Regions from separate parts of the Mus musculus genome. Here all the other regions are linked to region 1. A link is a loop called in an ENCODE intact Hi-C map of the cell type or tissue named here. Cell type or tissue: left cerebral cortex. All regions are shown on one strand. Region 1 holds the start of Snca (synuclein, alpha). Region 2 overlaps Snca (synuclein, alpha). Region 3 has its middle 120 kb from the start of Snca.

Region 1 (8,000 bases):
TAATTCAATGTAGAATATCATTTGATGCCATCCTGGGTATTTCAGTCATTCTCACATTTATTAATGTGTGCTAGAATGTTCCCAGATGGAAAAACATGAAAAGCTTAAATCTCTAGAAGGAGAGAAGTCGATAGTGACAGAGTAGCCATGCTGAAGGCACAGAATGATGCTTGTGGAAGCTGGTGATATTTATGTAGGAATCTTAGTCTCACAACTGTAAATATGTTTAAATGTTTTACATTCTAAAATTTTAGAGGAGAGGTGTCATCTCAATTCACTTTCTCTTCTATAATAGAAAAAAAAAAAACCTGGCTAAATAGAACATAACTTGGTAAAGTTCTGAGAGGCAGAAAACCAACGCCCAGACGCAACCAAAACAGGCCTGGCAAAACATTATCCCGAGGAAACGTTTGTGTCCTCTCATCTGGCTTTAGACTATTGACAAATAGACCCCAAGAAATTGGAAGTCCTCCAGGAATTTGCTGAGGGAAGGAAAAGGCTGAAGCCTTGTGTCAATTACAGGGTGAGCATGTCTCCCAGGAAGAAATATCAGATATCAGATACTTAGTCAGACCTCCTTGCAGAAGAGACTGGAGCGGAGACAGAGACAGTAGCTGGAAGCACACTTTGACCTACTGCTTAGTCATACATACATCCTGACCTCTATCTAAACAAGATGAACTTGGGGCACTAAACCTCTGTTCCTCTTCTTAACGTGGCCACATTGAATTACTCCCATTTCTAGTATTTCACTATTTATATGTCACTTTACCTGGCTGGTTGAGGACAGGTGTCCTAACTTGGCAGGATGGGGATGCTAGAGCCCAGGATCTAACCCTATCTACTGCAGAGGTGCCACCTTTTCCTTTAATTTCAAGTAAACATGGTATGTGCCACTAGTGTGTAGGAAGGTTGATTTTTAAAGGGAATAAGAATTGAAGGCGTTGCTTAAACAGTTAATTTCTGTCACATTACTTGTACTCTGCATTTGTGGTTTTATCTGCCTCCTTCCTTTATAGCATGCCAAACAAGCTGCTTGTCCCTTGTTTCAAATGCTTTTTTAGACTTCAATTTATTTATTTATTTATTTATTTATTTATTTATTTTTCAGGATTCAGAAGTCAACTGACTTCAAGGATCAGAGAAAGCATTCCCTCCTACGACCCCCCCCCCCTTTTAATACAGTAAACGCTTGATTTAGCTTCCAGTGCCCAACACAAGTTCAGAATACAAGAAAGGAAAAGCAAGGCACTCTGCTGGGGGAGGAGCTTGGCACTCAAATCCACTCTGCTATAAAACAGTGGTATTCTGCTCATCTCAGAGAGAAGTGGGAACGTGTTAAGTAACACAGAAATTGTCTCAAAGCCTGTGCATCTATCTGCGCGTGTGCTTGGATTGGAAGAAGAGTCTGTTCGCTGGAGCTCCACGCAGCCAGAAGTCGGAAAGGTAAGAGGTGTGCAAAATCTGCCATTAAGTAGGGACTAAGGAAGAAACTGCCTGTGATGGTCCCAGAGGGTGAATCCCACAGCCGCTACCTTCCTATCCTGTAACTCTATAGTAAGCCACTTTCTCAAGTGCAAAAAAGCCTTGAGGCAGCTGGTTTTCGACGGTTGGGGGATATTTATTCCTTGCTCCACAGATGGGGAAAAAAAAATCAGCGTCTGGCAGCCGCTGATTGGTGGAAAAGAAAATGGTGATAGTGGAGTGGGAATGAGGATTTGCTGAGCCTCCCCCTGCTTCTTCGACCTGTAACTCTTCCTTAGTCGGCTCCCCTTTGCACCCAGAACCCTTTTAGACTCCTCCGGGGTAAAAACAAATGGAAATCTTAAGCTGTGTGAACAAAAGCAACCCCAAGGGTGTGTGCTCCCTCTCCATTGCCTGGCTCCGCACACAGACCATTTCAGGCGGTCCAGCTCTCTGGTGTGGCATCTGGGCTCGTCCTGGAGGAGGGGGTCGCCTAGAGGAACTGGGAACAGACTGAGGCAGGGAAGGAGGGGGGTGGGGCAGGAGAGGCGCCAGCTCAAGTTCAGCCACGATAAAACTGAGGGCCCTCTGAACTCGAGGGGAGGCTCAGGCCGTCCTCTCTTCCTTCCATCCGGGGGAATGTGCTCCAGATACCCACAGCCCTCACGCACCGCACCTCCAACCAACCCGTCCCCTCCCTAGGAAGAGGAGCGAAGGCACGAGGCAGGCGAGGGGCGGGGAGAGGCGCTGACAAATCAGCTGCGGGGGCGACGTGAAGGAGCCAGGGAGCCAGAGCGCCCGGCAGCAGGCAGCAGACGGCAGGAGACCAGCAGGTGTTCCCCCTGCCCCTGCCTGCCCTTGCCTCTTTCATTGAAATTAGATTGGGGAAAACAGGAAGAATCGGAGTTCTTCAGAAGCCTAGGGAGCCGGTAAGTACCTGTAGATGGGGCAGCTCTGGGGATCTTAGCTAGCCGGAGCAAAGAGCCGGGACGCCTAGAGAAGACCAACTACAGCTGCTTTGGCGGTGGGGACTGGGCCAGTGCGTGGAAAGTACATCACTCGGCTTTCCTTTCGCTGGAGACATGCCCTTCCATCCTGTCAAAGCCCGAGGGAAAGGCCAGGTTGCCTGTGGCATCTGCTTTTTCAAGCGGAAACGCTAGGGTGTTTCATGTTGAGTGCTGGATGGTGGAAGCTTAGTGCTGGGCATTGGGTGGAATTTGAGCATCCAACTTTCATGCTCCAACCCCAGGCATTTCAGCTTCTTTCTGTAGAGGAAGAAGGGTGCCTTTGGCCCATGATTAATAGAAGTGCAGAGGACAGTAGGCAACAGGTGATAAAGGGTTAATGAGCATGGGGTGCAGGGTCTTCTAGAGGATTCCAGCTGAGGACAGAGCTTCTTGGTTGGGTGGTGCTCAAGTGAGACTGCTCAAGTGTATGGACAGCGCCTGCTCTGGGCAGATAGCAGGCAAAGAGCTAGTGGTGGGCAGAAGGTCTTGCAAGATTAGAAAGGCTGGGCTTCAAGCAGTTCCCTACTTCTAGATTAAACAGTTCCCCTCCCTTCCTTCTCCAAAGACTGACTCCTCTCTGGGTCTTTTATCCTCTTGCCCCCACTCCATCTCTGTACGCCCACCTCCCATGTTCCTTTTCTAGATAGTCTTTTTACTTTGAATGTAACCTTTGGGCCCTGGGAACTTGATGGGGTAGAGGATGCCCACCTCCCCTTCTGCAACTCTTCTTCTGAAATATGTATGTAAGAGCAGTCGAATGATCAAACTAGATCCATCCCATCCTTAAGTGACATGACTTTTTCCTAGTATTGAGTGACATAACTCAACAATCAATCAACACTGTGCCCAGCACCCCCACATCCCCCCACCCAAGAAATCACACTTACACCAGGACTTGGGGGAAGGCATACTGATTTTTCCCCCTCAATTTCCTTTCTTTCTCTAGCTGTTTTAAACCTTATTATTATTATTTTTTTACCCAAATTTTCTAATTCAAAATGTATTCTGTATTCTCTAGTGTGGAGCAAAAATACATCTTTAGCCATGGATGTGTTCATGAAAGGACTTTCAAAGGCCAAGGAGGGAGTTGTGGCTGCTGCTGAGAAAACCAAGCAGGGTGTGGCAGAGGCAGCTGGAAAGACAAAAGAGGGAGTCCTCTATGTAGGTAGGTAGTGACACTGTGACTAATGAATTGGGGTGGCTGGTGTGTGGTGTCTGATTCGTGTGCATCACAGCTTCTCAGAAGAGTGACAGCTGTGTGGAGGTGAGAGAATATGAACCTGCATATTAGCTCTCAGAAACAAACAGGGACAATGTTTTCTGTCCTTAGATTCATTAATCTTGTTATTTATGTAGGTTTTTTATTTGGTTTTCTGTTTCTGTGTATGAATACACTGAATTTTAAAAATTGGCAACCCATGAAAAATAACCAAGAATATGCTTATGAATCAAAGACATGTATGGCAGTAAGCCTGGTGGCATTTGGGAAGTGGAGGCCCAAGGACCAGGAGTTGATGGTCATCTTCAGCTACACAGAGAATTTGATGCCAGCCTGAACTATGTGAGAACACACACACACACACACACACACACACACACACACTCACACTCTCTCTCTCTCTCTCTCTCTCTCTCTCTCTCTCTCACACACACACACACTCACACACACACACAATACACACACACACACTCTCTCTTACACACACACATACACACATACACACATACACACACACACATACACACACACACACACTCACACACACACACAAAGAAATAAAGAAATAAAGGAAGGAAGGAAGGAAGGAAGAAAGAAAGAAAGAAAGAGAAAGAAAGAAAGAAAGAAAGAAAGAAAGAAAGAAAGAAAGAAAGAAAGTGAGCCACAAGTACTCATGGGACTTTGATTTCTTTCATCATCACTATAGGTAATACCTGCTAAGTTTAATAAATTATAAAGCTTTAAACAATAGTTTTGCATAATTTTATTTTACAACTGTGAAAATACAACTCCTTTGACCCTCAAATAGAAGAAAGAAAGCAAGTCTTCTTTGGTGGATCTCCTTTTAGGGATCACTTGGTCAGTGGGAACAGCGGGACTTAAGGAACTTCAGAAATGTTTGTTTAGTTCACCTGTCAGAGATCATACATGCTGAACAGTAAGAGGTTGATATTTAGTGCCATTTTCTGCCTGACTGTACACATTGAAAGGAAGGCCAACACTCCCTTTCTCTGTCTTTCCCTGTGTTAAATTGGCTGTAACTTTACAAATCCCTTCTAGTACTTTCATGGAAGGAATAGACACCCATGCACACATGCTTATCCCCAGCAGAGACACAGGTGCACATGGGAGCACAGTTGCAGGGTTCATCTACCTCTCTTTCCTCCTGTGAACACTGTTTCCACCTTCTTAGGAGGGCATCTCTCTTGGTGGAAGACTCAGGGTAAACATTCAGGCTGAAAAGGAGCAGAACAGGTGGCAAAAGTGATGCAGATGCTACCCAGAGTACCAATCGGGGGAAGCCATGCTGACCCTCCAAACGATCAGTGAGGAATTGATACTTGTAAACATTTTCATGAATGTGTCTTTTCATTGAAGTTTCTAGCAGATCACCTTTCCTAATTCTTCACAGAATAATTTTACATTGAATTAATTCTCTTTTTCTACTTAAAACATCCTTTCAGAAAGTCTTGTAATGAGTATTGTAAGAGAAGGGTGTCAATGAGCTAATTTTAGAGTGTTTTTTTTTTAATGAATTGTGAAGTATAATGTTTTAGATAGAATTCAGAATATAAAAGCAGTAATTTGTAGATTTGGGGAAAAACTCAATTCTTCCACAACTACAGGCTTGTGACTGATTTTTTTTTTTTTTACTTCAGTTGCTTAAGAAACATATCTGTAGATCACTAATTTAAAGCAAATTTAGAAGTTGTTGAATATTAATTTAGTATATTACTCTTTCTGGATAATAAATGGATTTTGTCAAGCAGAACACTTCTTTGTTTTTATTGTTAATTTTGAGTTTGGGCAAATAAAGTGATTATATTTTTCAAAGATTAATTTTGTTGGTCTCTGTGAGGCCATTATATTGAAAGTGTAATTTTAATATGTCTAATATTATTAAAATTATCAATGTCTGTTATTATATTTAAAACATGTTTAATTAATCAATTGCTTATTATGTTCTGGAATCTAATTAAAAGCTGAACACATGCATAGAGTTTGGGATGAAGAGTAATGTGTGAAGATAAGAATGATAGCTCAGATATTTGTCAACTTCTGTTAATGTTCCAACACATATTAGAAAATCTGTCATAGATAATCAGCTGTACTGTTGGCTATACTGATTATTGCTTAGATAATCAACTGTGCTGTTAAAGTATGAAAACAACCATAGGCAAAAAACAGTGTGACTCTGCCTCTGTCTTTATTGACTCAGAGACTATAGAGAAATGAAAGGAATGTAGACTCTGGACTTGACTTGATACAGACAGAAATTTAATTCAAGCCACATGATTTCTGCCTTTAGCATCTGCAGGAGGTAACTTGATATCTTTGAGTCTCCTCCCCTTTTTCACATACACATAGTTCATAAAAATGCAACTGCTTTGTAAAGTTACTAAAGTTATGTAGTTAAGGTAGTAACTGAGTGCACTTTCATATTTAGGAAACTTGAATCTTGTCAGAGAAGTTGTTCAATCTATCTGTTACTCAGTCAACCTAATTTCTTACTTTTTATCCAAGATATGAAACTATTATTAATACCTAACCTGAAGGATTAGAAATAATCTGGACTTTGGACATAGCTCCCGTGGCACAGTGCTTGTCTGCCAGCATGCAGCCCTGGGTTCTATTCCCGTACCAGAAAAACAAAAGATTAAAAATAAAAGGTTAGAAGTAATCAAAGAAAAACAATGTAAACTTCAGCACTTATGGCTGAAAAGGCTTGGCAGAAGTCTCATCTCATCTCTAATAACAAATGCCTTGGACAACTGCCTTTCAATGAATTGAAGACCTGCCATACTAATCAGTGTGCTGATTGTCTCTGTGATATTTGCACAAAAAATTCAATTAACATATTTTAGCTTCATAATCAACAGTCTCAATGGCGTGATGTATAATTATAAATTGAATTTAAAGTCAAAAAGTTTTCTTCACTTCATGTTAGTTTTATTAATACTATAAAGAAAATCACCTTCAAGTTCTGTTTCACTGCCTGGTGAAGAGCTGTGGTCACACATCTAACTCCTAAGTCTCACATGTGAGACTTAACTACATGTTGCTAAGTAGTCAGCATATAAACCAATGATATGACTCATTTCTCACATTCCTCTTAGGTCCGTATCCTTGTAATATTCCAAATAAACAAGACAGGGTGGGGTGGAAGGCAGGGTACATTTCTAGGCTCAGAGAAGCCATTATTATATTGTTCCCCAGCTTCCATATCTTACTTCTTATTTGCTACTTGATGACTAATTTTTTTTTGCTATATCTTATCAGTTAGATCTCACCTGTAAACTGAAGATAAACTATCATTTATAACTTAGCTGATAATTAGGATAACAAAGGTGAGAGGTATGGTTTGAGATACAGGGCCTTCAAGACTCATTTGTCTTTCATTAAAGAGGCATTCCATGATTTTACCAAACGTCAAATTCTCTGTTACTGCTGAGGCAAAGAAGACAGACAAGAGACCAGCCAGTGAGCATTAGTTTTCCTTGGTCATGCTTTTTTTTTAATTGGGTATTTTATGTATTTACATTTTAAACGTTATCCCCTATTCTATTCTAAACCCCTTCCCTGGCTTCTATGAGAATGCTCCCCTGCCACCCATATACTTTCACCTCACGGCCCTGGCATTCCCCTACACTAGCGAATCCAGCCTTCACAGGTCCAAGGGCTCTTCTTCTATTGATGCCAGACAATGCCATCCTCTACTACATATGCAGCTGGAGCTATGGGTTCCTCTATGTGTACTTTTTGGTTGGTGGTTTATGGGAGCTCTGGAGGGTCTTGTTGATTGATATTCCTATGGGGTTTCAAAATGGTTGGCTTCCAGCATCCGAATCTGTATTGATCAGGCTCTAGCCGAGCCTCTCAGGAGACAGCTGTATCAGGCTCCTTTCAGCAAGCAGTTCTTGGTATTAGCAGTAGTGTCTGGGTTTGGTGTCTGCAAATAAAATGAAGCCTTTCCTTCAGTCTCTGCTCCACTCTTTGTCCCTGTGTCTCCTCTAGACAGGAGCTCTTAAAGCTTGTTGTAGTGAAGATGATACAGAAGAGTTGAGTTCTCTCACGCAAGCTGTTCTACTACTTGTGCAGGGTGCCCTGCCCACCACCATTTCCAGTTGTGATGTGAATAGCACCTGTCTCATAAAGCACAACTTAAACACCTGTGATTGCAGTGCATAAATTAATAGTAATTATTCGAGGTACAAACTTTACTGCTAGCACTTCACCCTAAAAATTATCGCAAAAATAATGAAAGCCCAATGTAATTGGTGACTACATTAAACTACTTCTTTCAGAATTTG
Region 2 (8,000 bases), 98 kb after region 1:
GTACACTTAGAATCCATCAATAATACAGAAGAATGCACTTCTGATAACACTTCGTGCAGCACCTTGAAGATAAGGTGTCTTTTTCAAGCTGGTTTTCAGAAGTTAAAACACTCTCTTATTGTGCTTTCTCTTCCCTCTCTGTAGGGTGAGGAGGGGTACCCACAGGAAGGAATCCTGGAAGACATGCCTGTGGATCCTGGCAGTGAGGCTTATGAAATGCCTTCAGAGGTAAATGCCTGTATAAAGAAAACTAAGCAAAACACTTTAGGTGTTTAATTTGGAACACATACCATCAAAACCCTGCCACTATCAGATCTCTCTCACATTATGGTTGGCATAGTTCAATCAAGAAAATATTTTAGAGCAAATGATTTTAATCTTTGTGGGAGAGGGTAAGGGATATAGTAGGTCAAAATTAAAACATTCTAGAACAAGAGACTGGTAGTAACAAAGGCATATGGAAATGTCTGAGTAACAACGGGCAGTTATGAATCATGGTTAGAAAACAGAAAAATGACAGATTAAGGCTGAAGACATAACTAAGGTTTTAGACAAACTGTAGAGCCCCAAGTTACCATCATTTAAGTTTATTTTTACATTTGGAAAAAGAAGAGTTTGATGATAGGTTTAGTTTAACAGCACAATCCTAATTAGAGTTAATTTTGAGGAAGGCTATCAAATTCAGTTACATTGGGTCATTACTGTCATGAATGTTATCTGGATTTTGTCCAGGAGGCTTGGGCTTTCATGTGAAAGATCCTTCATGGAAGCAATTCATGAAGGTGGAGTGTTCTAATGGGGGAGAGAAAGGCGAAAGATGAGCTCTGGAGGAGGCTTCATGCAGCTTACCTAGGTGTGCACAGCTCACACTGCAGAGCAAAGGAGAGAATCCAGAGACCCTGCCAATTCACACTGCAGGAGGAGAGCACAGATCAAATGATATACCTAGAATTGGGCCTAATAATCTAACGGTGATGTCCTCTATAACTTACAGTTGATACGTATGAAAAAGCCAATAAATGTCAATGACAGATAAGTTCCAAACACTGCTCTGAGGATCAATTTTATCTGATTGAAATGATGAGCCCTCCCCCACTGTGAAGCAGACAGTTGATATCTGTCACTTCACTGACAAGGCATGCTGTTATTATTTTCTTTTCCTGATATTAGGAAGGCTACCAAGACTATGAGCCTGAAGCCTAAGAATGTCATTGCACCCAATCTCCTAAGATCTGCCGGCTGCTCTTCCATGGCGTACAAGTGCTCAGTTCCAATGTGCCCAGTCATGACCTTTTCTCAAAGCTGTACAGTGTGTTTCAAAGTCTTCCATCAGCAGTGATCGGCGTCCTGTACCTGCCCCTCAGCATCCCGGTGCTCCCCTCTCACTACAGTGAAAACCTGGTAGCAGGGTCTTGTGTGCTGTGGATATTGTTGTGGCTTCACACTTAAATTGTTAGAAGAAACTTAAAACACCTAAGTGACTACCACTTATTTCTAAATCTTCATCGTTTTCTTTTTGTTGCTGTTCTTAAGAAGTTGTGATTTGCTCCAAGAGTTTTAGGTGTCCTGAATGACTCTTTCTGTCTAAGAATGATGTGTTGTGAAATTTGTTAATATATATTTTAAAATTATGTGAGCATGAGACTATGCACCTATAAATATTAATTTATGAATTTTACAGTTTTGTGATGTGTTTTATTAACTTGTGTTTGTATATAAATGGTGGAAAATAAAATAAAATATTATCCATTGCAAAATCTTTCCTGGTTCCTTTTACTTTAGTAACAAAATCATGCATATCAGGAACATGAACATTTAATGACAACTGACACAGTGAACTGGAATGAAAAGTTGCAACATGTCTTAAGGAACCGAGGGGATTTAGAGATGGAACAGCAGGAAGGATTCTCCAGTGAGATTGAACACAGCCAGCTTTATCTACAGTTCTGCTCAGAGCTGTGGCTGCACTTGAGGAAACACTTCATTGGAACTAAAACGTGTGAGGGATAGTGAACTTTTACATATTCATAAGACACATTAGCATATCAGAGGCAGGCCATTGAAGAACCTTAATTTGGAATTTATGGCATGTATATGTGTGTGTGTGTGTGTGTGTGTGTGTGTGTATTTGTGTGTGTGTGTGTGTGTGTGTGTGTGTGTGTGTGTGTGTATAAAAGAACCCAGGAAATACCTTAAAACTCCTCAGGGACCCCAGGCAGTGGGCTATGTATATGATACCTTAGCAGGTACGCAAAGGTAAAAGCAAAATGGAACAAAAGGCAATGTCAATTTGTGAATAACAGGGATTTGGGAATATCTTTTAGGAAAAGGTTTCTTTAGATAGGCTTAATTACCCATGAATGAAGACAAAAACTTGACTGACTGAGAAATTACTCAGTTCATCTTCCTAATTATTCAGAAGAAAACCAGCAAAGCCACAGTGAAAACCACTTGCAGAGAGTACACTTTCTGTAACGAATATTGTTGCTCCTGTACGGTCATGAGTAATTGATGTGTGTTGGACAGTGACAGGAACAGAAGAGGAGTGGGAGACCATGAAGATAGCACCACTGGAACTTCCTTCTGCCCAGTTGAGAAAATACTATGGAGTGTTCAGTTGCATGTGTGCTTTGACCCTGGAAATAGGTGATAACTCCTTATCTAATTTATGTTTCCTTGAAGCTGATGAAGGATTCATTATTAAGGTAGCCCAGATGGTGTTTAGGGTACATTATATATTTACCGAAAGTACCCTCTTCTTAAAAAGGAAAGATACAAACAGAACACAATCAAATTGATGACAATGACAATGAGCAGTGTAGGACTGGAGGCAGACTGTGCTTGACCTTGAGAACTGCTATTGATGGGTATGGTATTGTAAAGCTCTTCTTCTCTTAAGCAGTGCCACGCTGTCAATGTGCGAACAGTTAATGAGTTTTTGCTGTTTAGCTTTCTTTTATCTTAAGAGTGTTTCACTCACCACCTAAAGGAAGCTCCTTAGTTCACACAAGCCCTGGTAGGAGTCCAGCCCTTGAGAAGTGCAGTCTGAGGATGCCTCTTGACTAGAGCTTTAGCTTTCCAGATTTAAATCCCAAGTCAGAGCTGTTTGATTTGTAATGAGTCCACGAAGGACTTTAAAGAAAGCCGTCCACAGCAGGCTTGGGCCCCACAATTGGCAGCACTACACAATCAAATGTACACTTTGGAATTTCAACTTTTGCCTTCTTTTCAAAAGTCTCTTCTCCAGATTGTAAGATGCAAGTATACTTCATAATTTGTATAGCTATTTGTGGCATAATGGAATTTATACATAGGGTGTCATACAACTAGTACACTTATAATCTATTCAGAGCCAGGAGGCTTATGGTTTGAGACACTGTCTCAGGAAACATATTCAGAATGTTTCTGCCTCTAATTCCTGGAGGAGTAATTTAAAAGCATTGTGATTTTATGTGCCATATGATTGCTAAGTGTGTCTCTTATTCTAATAACTGATCTATCGATATCTATCTATCTATCTATCATCTATCTATCTATCTATCTATCTATCTATCTATCAATCATCTATCTATCTATCTATCTATCTATCTATCTATCTATATCATCTATCATCTATCGATCTATCTCTCATCCGTGGTTTGCACATAGCTCCCAGTGCTAAGAATTTCTTAACTCTTGTTCTGATGAAATGCACACAATTTGGCTTCTGAAGCTGGCTGATGTATAAGAGAGAAAGGACTATATTTACCTCAATCAGCACAAGGATGGCAGTAGATATCTCTGTAAGAAAGAAGAGCAAAATGAAGAGCTAACTTAGCTAACCAAAGTTTGGCATGATAGATGAGGAGTTAGGCATTAAGGGCTAAAAATAGTAGAAAACTATATTTTTATGTTTGAATTTTGTAGAAGAATAAACAGTTTTATAGAACTATGGTTAACTTCAAATGTCATATCACCTAATGGAAATATACTGAGAGGGCTGACAAATCCAGTTTGTATTTTTCTTGCTTCTGTTAGTATTCTTTCCTTCGGAGATGGGTGAGTATTACTTGAGGGTCTTCAGAGATGGAAAGGTCAGAGAGAAGGAGGAAGGTAGGGGGGAGAGAGAGAGAGAGAAAGAGAGAGAGAGAGAGAGAGAGAGAGAGAGAGAGAGAGAGAGAGAGAGAGAGAGAGAGAGAGAGGAGCTTTCTGATTCCAAAGCTTTCTTCTGTTTCCCTCAGTTTCAAATACACAACAAGCCAAAGTGTTAACATATTTCAAGACATGTATTCTGAGTCCTGGCCTTGGGCAGCAGAACTGTGAAACCATGATTAGCAACTTAAAGCTTTTAGACCCTATTTCAGTCCCCCAGGAAGGGGAAAGATTTAGATCTTAAGATCCATCTTCACTATTTCTTTATAAAAGTCCCTATAAAAGGCTTAGGCAGCTTCTGGGCAATTGAGCAAACAGAGATGTCCTGAGGTTCCTAACACACACCTACGATGCTCTTTGTGTCTTTTTTATGTGGTTGCTCCTGGAGTCTATCTTTTGCAATAAACTGGTAATATACTGAGTAAGTTGTATATTATTACTCCTAAAAATCATTAAAACTAAGCAGAGAATCTTGGGAACCTCTAATTAAGGAACCAAGGTCAGAAGTTGGGAGTAACTTGAAGACCCAGTACTCACTACTGGCATCTTTTACTGGAGTTTTGTGGGACACTTTAGCCTGAGTGCAGTAATTTTTTTCTTTTTATAGGAGTCTGTGGTATTTAAACCCATCCCAAGGAAGAAAATACATTCTTCTAAAAACTTAGCATACTGCCCCTGGCATTGCCATGGGGAAGTTGTATTTCTATGTAGGATGAGTGTGTCTGCATTCTTTCTTCCTTGGGCATCGCAACACATCAGGACTGGCATGATCATGCTAGCCCTGTCCCTGAATTTGGATATACTTTAAGAAAACGTTATTTGACTAATATATATATTTAGGTGTGATTTTAATACATAATTTTAGGTCATTTAATTCTCAAAACAATACCAAGAAATTGAATTTTCTATCTCACTTATTACATGAACAAGATTAAGCACCTAATGGCTAAAGAGTTTGATCAAGACTACCTCTCCAGTAAGTGGAAGGATTTAGAGTCCCAGCCTTCACAAAGTCTCTAGAAGAAGAATGTGCCACTACATTAGAGAAATTTCTAAATGTCTGATCACTAGTGTGGATTGTACTGCTCAAGGTACAAATACTGGGATGCTTCTATTTTTCTTTATGTGCCTTTGTGCTATGAGAGTTTTATATCTGAAGAGATATTTCTTTTCTTCTCTCTTCTTTTCTTTTCTTTTCTTTTCTTTTCTTTTAATTGGATATTTTCTTTATTTACATTTCAAATGTTTTCCCCTTTCCAGGTCTCCCCTTCAGAAATTCCATATCCCATTCTCCTTCCCCCTGCCTCTATGAGGTTGTTCCCCCACTCACCCACCCACTTCTGTCTTTCCTCTCTGGCATTCCCCTACATTGGGGCATCAAACAACCTCAGACTCAAGAGCCTCTTTTCCCAGTGATGTCCAACAAGGCCATCCACTGCCACATATGCAGCCAGAGCCATGGGTCCCTCCATGTGTATTCTTTGATTGGTGGTCCCATCCCTAGGAGCTCCAGAGGGTATGGCTGGTTGACACTGTTGCTCCCTAAATGGAGCTGCAAAGCCCCTCACCTCCTTCAGTCCCTTCTCCAACTCCTCCATCAGGGACGCCATATTCAGTCCAATGGTTGACTGTGAGCATCTGCCTCTGTTTTTGTCAGACTCTGGCAGAGCCTCTCAGGAGGCATCCAAATCAGTCTTCCATCAGCAAGCACTTCCTGGCATCCACAATAGCATCCAGGTTTGGTGGCTATATATGGAATGGATCCCCAGGTGGGGCAGTCTCTAGATGGCCTTTACTTCAGTCTCTGCTCCACACTTTGTCTCCATATTTCCTCCTGTGAGTTTTTGTTCAACCTTCCAAGAAGGACTGAAGCATCCACATTTTGTTCTTCATTCTTGGGCTTCATAGGGTCTGTGAATTGAATCTTGGATATTCCAAACCTTTAGTACATATCATGTGTGTTCTTTTGTGACTGAGTTACCTCATTCAAGATGATATTTCCAAGTTTTATCCATTTGTCTGCAAGTTTCATGAAGTCATTGTTTTTAATAGCTGAGTAGTACTCCATCATGTAAATGTACCACATTTTCTGTGTCCATTCCTCTGTTGGGGGACATCTGGGTTGTTTCTAGCTTCTGGCTATTATAAATATGGCTGCTATGAACATAGTGGAGCATGTGTCCTTATTACATCTTCTGGATATATGGCCCGGAGTGATATAGCTGGGTCCTAAGGTAGTACTATGTCTAATTTTCTGAGGAACTGCTAGACAGATTTCCATTCTGATATTAGATAATCTTGTCACCCATTGACAGGTATTTTATTGTAGTTAAATGATGCATTTGCTGATGATCTTCCTCATTTATTTCCAGTAAAAACTGAAATATTGATGTAATCATAACAATAATCTGTCACAAGGCAAGCTTTGCCATGTCTCCATTGAATCATTGGCTTCTGCCAAATGGCCAAAGAAATAGATAAATTCTTTCTTTTCTTTTCTTTCTTTCTTTCTTTCTTTCTTTCTTTCTTTCTTTCTTTCTTTCTTTTTTTTTTTTTTTCGAGACAGGTTTTCTCTGTATAGCCCTGGCTGTCCTGGAACTCACTCTGTAGACCAGGCTGGCCTCGAACTCAGAAATCCGCCTGCCTCTGCCTCCCAAGTGCTGGGATTAAAGGCGCACGCCACCACACCTGGCGATAAATTCTTTCTTAACTAGGAATTTTAATTGTGTTTATTTATCAGTGAAAACCTAGTATATGAATGCATTACCATATTAAGGGAATAAGCTAAAAATTTCCATTGGCCAATGATATTGATCCTTTAATGTTTTGCGATAAAATTCTAATTTCTAGTTACACTTTGATAGAGTGAGGCCTTATTTTTATAGTTAGTGAAACATATGATAGAAGAGCTCAAAATGTAGCAGAACAGATATATCATCAGAACTTTTTGAAAGATGACTTTGTTTCCTTTAATCTCAACATTTCTTCTTCTTTGCTGCTCACATGGTCACTGTGTTAATCTTAGATCTCATATTAGAATCAGTTAAAAATATTTCTTCAAAGAGTTATACTTTGACTCTATAGTAACGCTGAACAATACAATTTAACTCTAAAATCATCCAGGACTGCAAAGGGGATTTCAAAATGCTCCACCAGAAACTAGAGATGAATATCCTAGGCTGATTACTCTTATGAGTTTTATGAAAGCATATTCTTGCATTATCTGAAAGGTCAGTGACCAGAAATCCCCATTGTTTCTATAGCAACATAGCAAAGTCATGCTGCCTTAGAAATCTGTTTCATATTAATTATGTTCCTTCAAGCCTTTTTAACTGCCTTTTGTAGGTAAATAAACACCAGGTTTATACCGTAAAAGGAGATAGACACGAACTCATGTTCATAAATATGGAAGTTAAGCTGGGATCTAGTAACGTCAAATCTAAGCAAATATAGTGGCAAATCTATGTGTTTATCTTAGGAAGGATATAATATTCTTGACTTAGAATAGACAATGATGCATGCTTGGGAGGCTGACCAGGGGAGTGTTGAAGACCCAGATATCAAAACAAGACCCTTAAAGATTGTCTAGCCTATTGCTAGTGGTAGTACAAACAAATAATTTGATACCCAGATGGGTACCTCTATTTATCGGTCAAAAATGCATATGGCAATCATAGTATGTCAAAGCATTGCTCCACAAAAGATAAATATTATGTAGCATGTTTTGGATTATTACTGGCTGATAGAAAATGGTCTGTGAGTCTGTGATGCTATTACTGCTTAGAATGAGTTATATTCTTAGAGTTCTGTAAGAAACATGATGTCAGATATGCTCAGTTATAGAATTTATATCTACTTTTAATAGAAAA
Region 3 (8,000 bases), 110 kb after region 1:
GAAGCAAAATACCAGTAAGGTAAAAATGTTCAAATAAAGCCAAGTAAAGCAATGTGAGATAAAAAGCTCTTCCAAAAAATAAAATAAAATAAAATAAAATCACTGAGTATATTTTGTGTTGGCCATCTACTGCTCAGCATAAGGTCCCATCAGTTAACCAGGCTAACCTCAAACTCATTGGCTCAAACAACTTTTTCCTCATCTTCCAAGTAGCAGGGACTACAGGCATGCACTACCATGTCCTGCTGTTTTGAAGTTATTAAAAAGACAAACACATTTTCCATTTATTCAACATTTCCATTTCTCCAAATTTGGTCTTGCTTTTGTTTTTGGCTCATTGTCTTAAAGTTCTGACATGCTACTTCTGTAATCATAGACTCTGAACATTAGATATAAATTGAGATTTTTGAACATGTATTATATGTTTTTATAGAGTAATTAAGATCTATTATAGCTAAAGTATTGTTAGAAAACTCTAGGGTGAGGTCTTCTCATCTTCAGTGGATTAAGAAAACGTCATAAAAGAAAAAAGTCAAAATTTTAAGAGTAAGATGCTATCAAACTAAAATATTGTTTAAGTAGACATGTTTACATTATAGTAATTCCTTCTAATACTACTGTGAAGATTACTGTAAAAACAAGTAAGACCTCAAAGAATAAGAGGCAAAAACATAAGTATTTATGAAACAAAATTCTAAGCATTATTATGATTGCAGAAATATTTTCTTGTACTTCATCTGAGATAGAATTTGATAACTTCCAAAACATCTTTTGATTCAGAATAACTTCATGGACATAGTTTTAAAATTTTGCAAAGCATCAAATAAGTATAATCTTACCTCAACATAACTCATATAGAGGAAAATAACATTAAAAGTGGGTCCCTTGCTGCTCAGATGTCTTTGGTAAGTCTCCTGCTGTACTCAATATTGTAGCTTTGGTGATCAATAACAACAGCAGGGAGACTCCAATGTGTCAGAAGTTTACACTATAGAAATACAATTTAAAAAGAAAACTATTTATTTTAATTTTCATTGTGTCCATGTGGATGTGCACACCAGTGCAGTATCCATAAAGTCTAAAAGAGGGTTTTGGATCCTCTGGAGCTGGATTGCAAGCTGCTACGATTCTTTCAGTGTGTCTGCTAGGATCTGAACTCAGGTCCACTGGAAGAGCACTGAGAACTCTTAACCATCGCTCCAGCCCCAAGAGTTTGTTGTACTTATATCATAATTCCTCATATTTTAGATGCAGTAAGTATCTGCAACACTCTTAAATTGCCTTCCCAGATCACTTAAAAGAGCCACAAGAGTAAAAAAAACACCTATTTAAACAAATGGTAAGAGTAAAACCTTAAAATTTAAATTATCCATGGTTAGATGCAAAAAAAGAAACAGAAATCTTAATTTTTAAGAGAGCTGAAAAGTTCAAAGTTTAGGTTTGCTTCTCATAGTGCCCATTGGTAGATTAAAGTATCACACTTAAATAATATGCAGATTTTGCATTTTACATAAAAGTTAATGGCCATATGTCTATGCAACTTTTTATGGCTGAACACATTTATATTTTGAACCACTTCTAAAGTGGATATGACCTAGAAAAGGTTAGGAAGCAGGAGAGGCACAATACTGTGTAATTGCTAGGCTTGCCTCATGAATCACAGTCTATCTTATTTTTATAGGATGTACTCTCTCCAGCATTGGTTCTCAGAGAGTTAGGTAAATATTTAAAAAACTGAAAGGTAAATTAAACTTCTGTACTGAAGTATTTTCCAGAACTGTTAGCAGGTTTGGATGTAAACTTTCGTATTAATTCCTTGGGATTTTCATAGAATGTATTTTGAGCTTATTGATCCCACATTCCATTCCCAAACTCCTCCCATATCCATCTTACCTCCCAACTCCTCTCAAATTCATATTTCTTCCTCTTTTCTTATTTTTAAACAACTGAGTCCTTTTGTGCTGCCCATATACTTATGGATGTGGGGGCATGAACTGGAACATAGTTCATGTACCAAATTCCAAGCCCTTAAAGAAAATTCTCTCTCCCTAAGAAGCGATCAGCTGTCCATAGCTTCTAAGTTATGAGTGGGAGCTTATGAACTCTGTCCATCTCCATGTTATATTGACTGCCTTGATATTTTGTGGGTCTCAGGCAGTCCATACAGAGTGAATTTTAGGTTTTCTTCATTTATTAGGGCAAGGCTGTCTTGGTCTGGATATCCTTTCAAATTTCTCCCTTACTAGTCAGCTGATTTACGAGGGAAAAACAGGAGGTATAATATTACCAATAAGTATGTGTCAGGGACTTCACATCAGCTGGTATATGCTTCCTGTATGGTGGCTCAGTGTCTGAGAAATCTCAGGGGTCCAGGTTAGTTGAGACTTCTGGTTTTCCTCTAGGACTACCCTCCTCCACAGTTTCTTCCAGGCTTTCCTTAATTTAACTACAGGGGTCACCAGATTCTGTCCATTGGTTGGGTGTAAATATCTGCACCTGACCTTTTCAGTTGCTTGTTGGGCCTTTCAGAGGGCAGTCATGTTAGGCTCCTGTCTGTAAGCACACCATAGGATCAGTAATAGTGTCAGGCCTTGGACTCTTGAGATAAATCCCAAATTGGGGCAGTCACTGGACTGCCTTTCCCTCAGTCTCTTCTCCATTTTTGTCCCTGAAGTTCCTTTTGACAGAAACAATTCCTGGTTAGAGATTTTGATATGGGATGGCAACCACATCTGTCTTTCTCCTGGAGGTTGTCTCTACAAGTTCTCTCTCCTACTGTTGGGCATTTCATCTAAGATCCCTCTCTTTGAGTCCTGAGAGTATCTTACTTCCCAGGTTTTTGGTACATTCTAGAAGATTCCCCCACCTCCCATCTCCTGAGGTTGCTTGTTTTCCATTCTTTCTGCTGCCTCTCTGGGCTTCTCTCCTGTTTTCTTCCATCACCAATACCTGATTATGTTCCCCTTTTCCCCACCCTCTCCCCTTTCCCAGGTCCCTTCCTCCCTCTGCCTCCTGTGATTGCTCTTCTCCCTCCCAGGTGGGACTGAACCATCCTAACTTGGGCCCTTCAGCTTGCTAACCTTCTTGGGTTCTGTGAATTGTATCCTGGGTATTCTGTACTCTCTTTGGCTAATATGCACTTATTAGTGTTCACAGCAGCCTTATCTGCCTATTAGGAATGAGGGCATAATGAGGTTTGAAGGCAAGTGGGTAGAACTAGAAAAATATTCTGAGTGAGGTAACTCTGGCCAAAAAGGACATGTATGGTGTATTTACTTATTGATTCTTCATATATAAAAAGTTATATTGACATTATCTAGGGGTGGCTATGAAAACTGGTATTACTCCTTATTTTAAGATGACAAGGCTGTCATTATGACATCTTAGAGATTCTGTATTGTTAAAAAAAACCCTTTATCAATATGTGACTATTTCAAATACTAATCTGTCCTTCAGTTTACTGTGTCCTTCCCAAGCTATCTTGTCACTAGCTAGAACATAAAATTAACAAAACTTAGTAGGGTATACTGAGCAGTAGAAGTGATGGACATAGTCTAATTATATCACAAAAGGTATATTCATGAAAATATTATTTTCATAAGCTAGAATGCATGGAGTTTTAGTATGAATATTGTTAAATTTTTATTTAATTATGGTTAATAGAAGCACTTTTATCTGAAAAATTTTTTCAAATAAATCTCTCTCTCTCACACAGTGAATCTAATAGGTTATGAACCAAATGGATTTAACAGACATCTATAGAACATGTCACCTTAAAACAAAAGAATAGACCTTCTTCTCAGCACCTCATGGTACCTTTTCCAAAATTGACCATATAATCAGTCACAAAACAAGCCTCAACCAATACAAGAAGGTTGAAGTAATCCCATGCATGCTATCATATCACTATGGACTAAGACTGGTCTTTATAACAACAAAAACAACAGAAAACCCACATACCCATGGAAACTGAACTCTACTCAGTGATAACTTGGTCAGGGAAAAAATAAAAGAAGACCCTAGGGCCTGGAGAGGTGGCTTAGCAGTTAAGAACACTGACTGCTCTTCCAAAGGTCCTGAGTTCAAATCCCAGCAACCAAATGGTGGGTCACAAAACATCCATAATGACATCTGATGCCCTCTTCTGGTGTGTCTGAAAACAGCTACAGTGTACTTACATATAATAATAAATAAATCTTTGGGCCGGAGCAAGCAGGGTCAGAGCAAGTAGAGGTCCTCAGTTCAATTCCCAGCAACCATATGATGGCTCACAGCTACAGTGTACTCATATACATAAAATAAATAAATCTGTTAAAAAAAAAAGAAAACAAACAAAAAAAATCTCTCTCTCTCTCACTTGCTTTGCTGTGCTACAGATTAAATTTGGATTGTTCTATCATTATTAATCATTATTAGAAAGCTGGGGATGTGGAAATGGCATCAGTGGTAAACACACATGATAAAGATAGGCTACAGGCATTAGTTAAGATTCTTACCCTTGAAAGTAACAGACACCATCTGGGTCTATGTTAAATAAGTCTGCTCTTTCAGAAGATGCTAGTGACTATTCCAAAAGAGAAGGCAGAGCTCATCAGGGACAGGACAGGTTTCTGAAGTGCCCAGGTCTGTACCGCTACTGTAAGACTCAGCCACCAGACCAGAAGCTTCTGTGTCTTTCAGTCTCACTAACCAAATTCTTGTGTTGGTCTGGCTGCCAGAGTTAAATGAGGCATATTAGATACAAGCAACTTGGTAGAGCTGTGAATGGAAGAACCCCATCGCTAGGTATGAGGTGTAAGTCCTAGAAGGGAGAGCTCTTAGAAATACATGCACAGGCTAAGAGCTACTTCTACGACTGAAAAAGCAGAGTATGGCAGTTTATTAGTTAAACTGTACTGACTATCAAAACTGATAAATACACATTTAAGGTATTATGTCTTCAGCACCAAGGGACAGATTATCCATGTGTTTCGTCATGCAAATAACAGACATGCCCAGGTTTTTCCCCTTCTAATGCAGATACAAGCAGCCAAAATGCTTTCACTGTTATTTTGGAAAGTAAACATTGAATTTTAGAAATCATCTCAGTTTGCTGTATTGTTCATTCTTTCCCTACTGAGACATTTGTCAAATCTTGGCTGCATCAATTGCCCTGAATTTTCTAAGAACTTGAAAGCTTTGCTGAAAAGCAATTTTATAGAAAAATAGAGTGATTTTCTATGTAATAGTATAATTATCAATAACATCTGGGCTCAGTCCTTCTGCAAAAGGACAAGCTAGGGTTTCCTTCTGAAGTGTGTGAGCTATGGAGCCTTCAGTACTCTTAGATAGAAGGATTTTACCCTATTATAAACTTCTGATGAAAATGTTCCTTTAAAGTGCTCTCTAGAGAAGTTGTTAATTGTGTGTCGTCTTAGTTCGGGTTTCTATTCCTGCACAAAACACCATGACCCAGAAGCAAGATGGGGAGGAAAGGGTTTATTCAGCTTACATTTTCCACATTGCTGTTCACCACCGAAAGAAGTCAGGACTGGAACTCATGCAGGTCAGGGAGCAGGAGCTGATGCAGAGGCCATGGAGGGATGTTTTTTACTGGCTTGCTTCCCCTGGCTTGCTCAGCTTGCTTTTTTTTTTTTTTAATAGAACCCAAGATTATCAGCCCAGGGATGGTGCCACTCACAATAGGCCCTCCCACCCTTGATCACTAATTGAGAAGATGCCTTACAGATGGATCTCATGGAGACATTTCCTCAAGAGAGACTTCTTTTTCTATGATAACTCCTGCTCCTGTCAAGGTGACACACAAAATCAGCCAGTACCTGTGCTATACTTATTTATATCAGCATTCAAAATTTACCAAGGACTGAAGTGATTCTTCACATGATACACATATGAGAAAACAAACAAACGAACAAAGCCCACTGAGCCTTCCCAATAATTACATATAAGCCCTTTATTTTTAAACAACAAAACCTCATAGTTATTCTTTTGCTCATCAGAGTAATATCATAAAGAAACTGAGTAATTTTTGAGGGTTACAGTTAACTAAGGAGAGAACAGTGTTCGGTGCTGTTATAAAAGCATACCATAATAGAAATAAACCAATATTTGCTTTCTTGCCTCTTATAATAACAAAACACTTAACTCCTTTAATGAACCCCTTTTGTTAGTTCTTGTGATTGATGGATGGATAGCAGGAAGTGGCATGCTCTTTGTCTGAGCAGATGAATGCTAAGCTGAAGTGATATCAGGGGGATTGAGCAAAGCAGACAAGACAAAAATAGAATGGAATTCTTTGTACATTCACTCGTGCTTTCAGAGGAAGGACCATGGACCAGCAGAGTCTGAACAGTAGCTGGGAAGCACAAATGTCAGTGAAGAGAGGGATGCTTTGCTGTCAGGCACACTGGTGAATGGCATGTGTGCAGACAGCAGGGTTGTTTCACAAACAGCATCTCTCTTGTCCTTTCTTCCTTTGGGGGAGAATAACGTACTTGAAACCTCTGAGCCTCTATGGAGGGATACAAACAAGCCTCAGTGACATCCCCTCTGTAGAAGTGTGCTATCCTGTCTTGAGGGGAATTGCACAAGAAAGAAAGAGCAGGATTTTCTGTGAGCTTAGATAAGGTGTGTGTGTGTGTGTGTGTGTGATGGATCCCATTATGTTCCAGCACTTAAAGAAGCATAGATGACATCCTTTGCAAGGCATAAGCAATTCAGTTGCATGTGTTTTGTGCATATGTAATATGTGAAGATGATAACTTCATATATTAACAATAATAACATAGTAATCTTTATCTAGTTGACTTAAAATGAACCTAGAGCTCTAACTGGAATTTATTTTATTACATGTGGAGATATATATGCCAAGGATTTTACTGCTCAATTCTAAGGAACCTGAGCAAATGAAGTATAGTCAGGAACTATGTATATTGGACTGAAGTGACCATAACTAAATATAAGATAATCATTTAATTAGCTGAAATCTACTGCTTATTGTGAATTAGATTCATTCGATACGATAGAAGTCAGTTTAGCTGTTTTAGAATTGAAATTTAAAAGCTTCTGCATAGTAAAGAAAATAGGCAATCAGGTCAAGTGACAGTCTACTAAATGAAAGGACATCTTTGGTAGCTATATATATGACACAGAGTCAGAGGGTTATCATCTAGAACATATGAAGAACTGAACAAAAAACCCATAAAACAAAACCAACAAAATCCAAAAACGAAACAAGACATCAAGCGCAATCAACAAATGAGTTAATGAAATGATCAAAAGTTCTCAATGGAAGAAAAAGAAAGGATCACCACAATAAAAATATGTTCAGTCTTACTAGCTATCAATGGAATGAAGATTAGAACTAGACTGTGATAAATATTATTCCTGTAAGAATGGCAGTCACTATGAAAGCAATAACAAATTCTGGCAACATACTGACAGGAGTCCTTTCGTACACTGATGGTGGTAATGTGAAGTTGACTAGCCACTAGGAAATCAGCATGGAGGTCCGTACAAAGCTAAATATGGCTCTAGCATACACCCCATCTTCAACACTCAAGGGTATTGGTCCAAAGGCTTCCAAATCAATATACCACAGGGACACTTATTCTTCAATGTTTCCTGCAGATTTATTCACAATGGCCTATTAAGTAACCTTACTAGATGCCAACAAGAGAGAAAGCAATAAGTATATGCACAATGGATTTGTAAGGCATAAAGAAGTTATACTTTTCAGAGGAAGATAGATGCAACTAGAGATATTCATTTTAAATGAGTTTAAATCAGGCTCAGAAGGACAAATATTTTCTTTCATCACAGTTCCTAAATTTTTTTATGTCTATGACATGAAAATAGAATTGAAACTGTTTAGTAGAGCCAAGAACTAAAAGGAGGAGCTGAGAGAGAAACAAGGCAGGCATTAGAAATTTTATTTACAGGGGAACGCCAGGGCCAAGAAGTGGGAGTGGGTGGGTATGCGGGACTTTTGGGATAGCACT

The links. Hi-C counts contacts between places; a loop is a spot of excess contacts. Peaks named below come from ENCODE experiments on the same cell type or tissue, not always from the same donor. Only the 100,000 strongest peaks of a DNase experiment are listed, where the experiment ranks them.
Region 2: a loop joins it to region 1, with 2.9 times the contacts of the local background. A loop is called at or near these places in 3 of 42 quality-filtered maps.
Region 3: it touches region 1 in a loop (11-fold over the local background); 3 of 42 quality-filtered maps call a loop at or near these places.

What each region holds. Positions count from the first base shown.
Region 1 is chr6:60,823,117-60,831,116 of GRCm38, reverse strand. Snca (synuclein, alpha) reads left to right here and starts at 2,113. Exons shown (of 6, transcript NM_001042451.2): 1 at 2,113-2,393; 2 at 3,490-3,636. The coding sequence starts at 3,516. In left cerebral cortex, no CTCF peak of the experiment used is centred here; DNase peaks (open chromatin) are centred at 2,208, 2,624, 2,828, 3,646 and 2 more places; H3K4me3 peaks cover 3,798 bases; H3K27ac peaks cover 2,040 bases.
Region 2 is chr6:60,725,332-60,733,331 of GRCm38, reverse strand. Snca (synuclein, alpha) reads left to right here. Exons shown (of 6, transcript NM_001042451.2): 5 at 145-228; 6 at 1,171-1,759. The coding sequence ends at 1,203. Among named protein-coding and RNA genes, the nearest start is that of Snca, 100 kb to the left of the region's middle. In left cerebral cortex, no CTCF peak of the experiment used is centred here; DNase peaks (open chromatin) are centred at 1,940 and 3,023.
Region 3 is chr6:60,708,655-60,716,654 of GRCm38, reverse strand. No RefSeq gene overlaps it. Among named protein-coding and RNA genes, the nearest start is that of Snca, 120 kb to the left of the region's middle. In left cerebral cortex, no CTCF peak of the experiment used is centred here; DNase peaks (open chromatin) are centred at 1,582 and 4,691; H3K27ac peaks cover 218 bases.